2 separate regions of the Homo sapiens genome follow, and region 2 is linked to region 1. Evidence: chromatin loops called from intact Hi-C (ENCODE). Cell type or tissue: upper lobe of right lung. All regions are shown on one strand. Links, peaks and the distances in the headings refer to the core of each region. The heading gives the core; the rest is flanking DNA.

Region 1 (2,821 bases), core at 176-2,675:
ATGTAGAATAGTTCCATTACCCCAAAAGGTTCCCTTGTGTCTGTTTGTAAGTATTCTCCATCCCCCACCTCCAGCCTCTGGAAACCACCATCTGTAGTTTTGACTCTTCCAGTGTCCTATTAGTGGAATCAAATGTCCGTAGTCTTTTGAGTTTTTCTCTCACTTAGCATTTGAGATTCATCTGGGTGGTTGCGTGTGTTAGTTTCCTAGGGCTGCTGTAACAAAGTACCACAAACTTAGTGCCTTAAAACAACAGAAATTTATTTTCTCATGTTCTCATGTTCTGAGTCCAGAAGTTGGAAATCAGCATGGTGTCAGCAGCACCATGAATGCTCTGGGGAAGAATCCCTCCTTGTCTCTTCCTAGCTTCCGTGGTCTGCGGCAGTCCTTAACTTGTAGCTGCATCACTTACTCTCTGCCTCTGTCATCACACGACTTTCTTCATTGTTTGTCTGTGTCTGTGTTTAAATCTTCCTCTCCTTTTTCTTATAAAGAACTAGTCATTGGATTTAGGGCCTACCCTAATTCAATATGATCTCACCTTTGCTTGATTACATCTGCAAAGATTCTGTTTTCAAATAAAGTCATATTCACAGGTTCTGGGGCTTAGGACTTGAAGATATCTCTTTTGGTGGCCATAATTTAACCCACTACATTGCATTGATCAGTAGTTCATTTCTTTTTATTGCTGAGTAGAATTCCATTCTATGGATGTAGATAATTTATGCATTCATCAGTTAGTTGATGGGCATTTGGGTTGTTTCCACCTTTTGGCAATTATGAATAAATATTCTATAAACATTCACATACAGTTTTTATGTAAGTAGCTAGTAGTGGAATTGCTAGATCATACAGTAAGTGTATATTAACTTTAGCTTTATAAGAAATCGCCAAGCTGTTCTCCAAAGTGGCTCTACTGTTTCACATTCTTACCAGCAGTGCATGAGAGTTCCAGCGACCCTGTATCTGCTCTAGCACTTGGTATTTCAGAGTTTCAAAAAAATGGTGGTTAAAAAACAGAACATAAAATTTACCATCTTAACCATTTTTTAAAGTAGTTTATTGGTATCTTCTAAAACCATTTTTAAATGTATAGTTCAGTGGTATTACATACATTCATATTGTGCAACCAATCTCCAGAATTTTTTCATCTGACAAAACTGAAATTCTATGCCCATTCAATAAGAATTCTCCATGTTCCCTTCCCACCAGCCTCTGGCAACTACTGTTTTTTCTGTCTCTATGACTTTGACTATTCTAAGTGCCTCATATGAGGGAAATCATATACTATTTGTCTTTTTTGTGACTGGCTTGTGCTTAGTATAATGTCTTCAGGGTTCACCCGTGTTATAGTCTGTGACATGATTTCCTTCCTTTTCAAGGCTGAGTAACATTTCATTGTATGTGGATGCCACATTTTGTTCCATTCATCCGCTAATGGATACTTGGGTTGCCGCCACCTCTTGGCTATTGTGAATAATGCTGCTATGAACATGGGTGTGCAAATATCTCTTCAAGGCTCTGCTTTCCATTCTTTTGGGTACATACTCAGAAGTAGGATTGCTGAATCATATGACAATTGTGGTTTTAATTTTTTTTTTTTTTTTTGAGACTGAATCTCGCTCTGTCGCCCAGGCTGGAGTGTAGTGGCGTGATCTCAGCTCACTGCTGCCTCCGCCTCCCAGGTTCAAGCAGTTCTACTGCCTGAGCCTCCTGAGTAGCTGGGTTTACAGGCGCGCCCCACCACACCTGGCTAATTTTTGTTTGTTTTTTTTTTTTACTTTTGAGATGGAGTCTCACTCTTTCGCCCAGGCTGGAGTGCAGTGGCACGATCTCGGCTCACTGCAACCTCCGCCTCCTGGGTTCAAGCAATTCTCCTGCCTCAGCCTCCCAAGTAGCTGGGACTACAGGCACCTGCCACCACGCCCGGGTAATTTTTTTTGTATTTTTAGTAGAGACGGGGTTTCACTGTGTTAGCCAGGATGGTCTCCATCTCCTGACTTTGTGATCCGCCCGCCTTGGCCTCCCAAAGTGCTGGGATTACAGGCGTGAGCCACTGCGCCTGGCCTTGTCTAGTTTTTAAATTGAGTTGTTAATTTTCTTAATCAGTTGTGAGAGTTGTTTATATATTCTGGATACCAGTTCTTTATCAGATATGTATTTTGCAAATATTTTCTCCCAGTCTGTGGCTTGTTTTTTCATTTTCTCAAGTCTCGAAGAGTAGAAGTTTTAAGTTTTGAAGTCTAGTTTATCAATTGTGTTATTTTATGATTTGTGCTTTTGTCTTATCTATTAATAAGAGTTCTTCATCTAACTCAAGTTCCCGAAGGTTTTTTTTCTATGTGTTTCTCTATTAGTTTTATAGCTCTGTCTTTTACACTTAAGTAAATTATGAGTTAATTTTTTTGTGTGGTACAGGGTTTGGGTTTGAGGCTCACTCATTTTGCATAGGGATGTTAAATTGTTCTAGAACCATTTGATGAAGACTTTCTTTTCCCTATTGAATGCCTTGGTACCTTTGTTGAAAATCAATTGACCATATACATGTGGGTCTATTTCCGGACTCTTCTGTGTCATTGGTTTCTTTGTCTATCATTTTGCTAATACCATCTTCTGTGTCATTGGTTTCTTTGTCTATCATTTTGCTAATACCACACTGTCTTGATTACTGTACCTTTATAGGAAGGCTTGGAATTAGGTAATGAGAGTCGTCTTTGTTCTTTTTTGAAGCTGTTTTGCTTATTTTCATTCCTTTGCTTTTCCATAACATTTTAGAATCAGCTTGTTAATGTCTATAAAAACACCTGCTAGGATTTTATTT
Region 2 (2,821 bases), core at 317-2,816, 47 kb before region 1:
AGGATGGCCTCGATCTGACCTCGTGATCCGCCCGCCTCGGTCTCCCAAAGTGCTGGGATTACAGATGTGAGCCACTGTGCCCGGCTGCATAATACCTTTTCCTTTTGGCCCCCCAAAATTTCCTGGCACGTAACATATTGTGAATGAGTGATAACTTAAATACGTTCAATAATAACAATTTATCTTTGGTAATACTGAGTGTGCTTATATACACAGCACCTACTCTTTCTAGAAAACCTCCTCCCTTGGTGCTTTTTATACGGACCCCCTTTTGTTTATTTACTTCTCCCAGTCCTCAAACATGCATGTATTCAAACACATACACCCTCTCCTTCCCCAGTGTCCTCCGTTTTCTCCTTTTATCATTAGGTTTCCTTTTTGGCCATGTGGAAGTGAAGAGAATTCCTATGATGTCATCCCTTCACACGCCACTTGTGGAACTCCTCAGTGGTTCCTCTTTGATAGGATGTAAGTGCTGCAGGCAGAGAGAGGTTGCCATTCCTCTCTCCAAGTCCCAGAGCAGATGGTACTTGGGCTTGGCAATCTGTGCTGCTTCAGCTGCAGAAGTACTTTTGACCTGTATTTTCTGCAGCCCTTTTCACTCTTGAAGACTTGGTTCATCTCCTTTCCCCATTTCACAGAATATTTTTATATGAGAATATAAAAACCATACCCTTACGATGTTATCTTTCAACAGGTTTAAAAATGTTATATTTGAAATCAGTCCAACAGAAGAAGTTGGAGACTTCGAAGTGAAAGCCAAATTCATGGGAGTTCAAATGGAGACTTTTATGTTACATTATCAGGTGGGTATGCACCAGCAGGAACCAAAAACTTTCTGGATGAGATTCTTGTCCAAGTAGGAGAAATAGATAAAGAGGAGACTCATCTGAGGAAAGCTGTCTACATTCAGCAGTGAGCTAGGCTCCACACTGCGGGGAAAGAAGCTGAGGGTTTCAGCATGTCTGGTTTGGTGTGTGCGCTCTGGAGAGCTTTTGCAGATGTCACTCTTCAGAAAACATTTAGCTGAAGCTTCCACTTAGTGCTGCCACTAAATCGAGCTGACACCTTGGACTTGAACAAAATGCAGAAGTACACATGCTGACACTGCAGAATTCTAAGCCCACTCAGTAGCTTGAAATCTTTTTGTCATTTTGATTTGATATAGGTACTTAAAAGTTAGATACATTCTGACAAGGTGTGTGTAAAGTTTATGTTTGTAAACTGAATTCTATCTTAAATCCAAAAAGAACTCGGGAGTAATTCATTTTTGTAGCATAAAGATCCCTAAGTTTTATTTTGAAATATCTGATTTTTACACGTTAAAAAATAACAGGGCATCGAGAGGATTCCTAGGTGACATCCAGACTCCTTTAGCTTTGTGTGTGTGGCACCGGTTAGTCTGCTTCTCTCTCCTTTCTTGCACTGCTTCACACAGCCATGCCCTGCCAGCCCGGGCAGGTGCCTTCCTGTCAATGTACATTTGGGCTTCTGCTCATGCTGCCCTCCCTCCCCTCCCCTGCCTCCCAACCCCGCCCCTTTTGTTCCTCCATGGAGTACTTCCATGGGTGTGCCTCCCCCAGCCAAGCCATAATAGGTGGTTTCCCCTTCGCTTCTGTAGCCCTTGCAGACATCCTCTGTTTACAGTAGGTGTTGACTTACTTCCCCTCTCCCCGCTAAAGCCATAAACTCCTTAAGGACAGGTAGCATTTCTTAGTCATCTTCGTTTCCTTCTCAATGACCAGTAGACCATTAAAACATGTTAGCTAAACAAATGTGAAATGATTTTGTGATGCACACAGCTAACTAAAGTACTTCCACCAAAAAAAAAAAAAGAATAGGAACCTCTTATTCCCTCAGTTTCACCAAATTATTTTTTTAATTTAAAATTTTTTATTTACGTGGAGTTATCAGAACATATTTTTATTTTTAAATTTTTTAACCAAATCATGTTAGGCCAACCAGTCTGCCTGTGGTAATTTATTAATTTATGTACAAATTCATTAAATGTGGGGTAACTGCCAGGTGTGGGGTATTCTGTTAGGCACAGGTCCCAGCAGCCCTCATGGAGCTGCTAGGATTTTTCCAACAGATAATTGAACTTGTGGGGTCCTTTCTTTTTTTGGAGGGGGGGGCAGAGTCTCGCCCTGTCTCCCAGACTGGAGTGTAGTGGCGTGTTCTCCATTCACTGCAACCTCCACCTCGTGGGTTCAAGTGATTCTCCTGCCTCAGCCTCCTGAGTGGCTGGGATTACAGGCGCACACCATCACGCCCGGCTAATTTTTTTTTTTTTTGAGACAGTTTCGCTCTTATTGCCCAAGCTGCAGTGCAATGGCACAATCTCGGCTCACTGCAACCTCCGCCTCCTGGGTTCAAGTGATTCTCCTGCCTCAGCCTCCTGAGTAGCTGAGAATATAGGCGTGCACCACCACGCCCCAACGCCCAGCTAATTTTTGTATTTTTAGTAGAAACAGGGTTTCGCCATGTTGGCCAGGCTGGTCTCTAACTCGTGACTTCGTGATCCGCCTGCCTCGGCCTCCCAAAGTGCTGGGATGACAGGCGTGAGCCACCACACCCGGCCTTGTGGGGTCCTTTCAAGACTTTTGACCCTTGCTTTCTCATCACCACTCTTATAAAGTTCAGAAGTGAGACCACTCAGATTTCTTAAACTTGTTCAGGACAATGGTGAAAGTAGCAGGAAAAGCGGGAGCATTGCAGTCAGATCTGGATTTATCGCCTCCATCTCTGTCCTGTTGTGCAAGTCATTTAACATCTCTGAGTCTCAGTAGCTCATCTTTAAAGTTAGAATAATCGCACCTCA

The links. A loop is a pair of places that touch in the nucleus more often than their neighbours do. Peaks named below come from ENCODE experiments on the same cell type or tissue, not always from the same donor. Only the 100,000 strongest peaks of a DNase experiment are listed, where the experiment ranks them.
Region 2: a loop joins it to region 1, with 2.4 times the contacts of the local background. A loop is called at or near these places in 3 of 110 quality-filtered maps.

The regions. Positions count from the first base shown.
Region 1 is chr15:90,543,810-90,546,630 of GRCh38, forward strand. All of the region lies in intron 2 of CRTC3 (CREB regulated transcription coactivator 3), which reads left to right. Among named protein-coding and RNA genes, the nearest start is that of CRTC3, 15 kb to the left of the region's middle. In upper lobe of right lung, for the core only: no CTCF peak of the experiment used is centred there; no DNase peak of the experiment used is centred there.
Region 2 is chr15:90,496,535-90,499,355 of GRCh38, forward strand. It overlaps IQGAP1 (IQ motif containing GTPase activating protein 1), which reads left to right. Exons shown (of 38, transcript NM_003870.4): 37 at 698-806. Among named protein-coding and RNA genes, the nearest start is that of CRTC3, 32 kb to the right of the region's middle. In upper lobe of right lung, for the core only: no CTCF peak of the experiment used is centred there; a DNase peak (open chromatin) is centred at 1,497.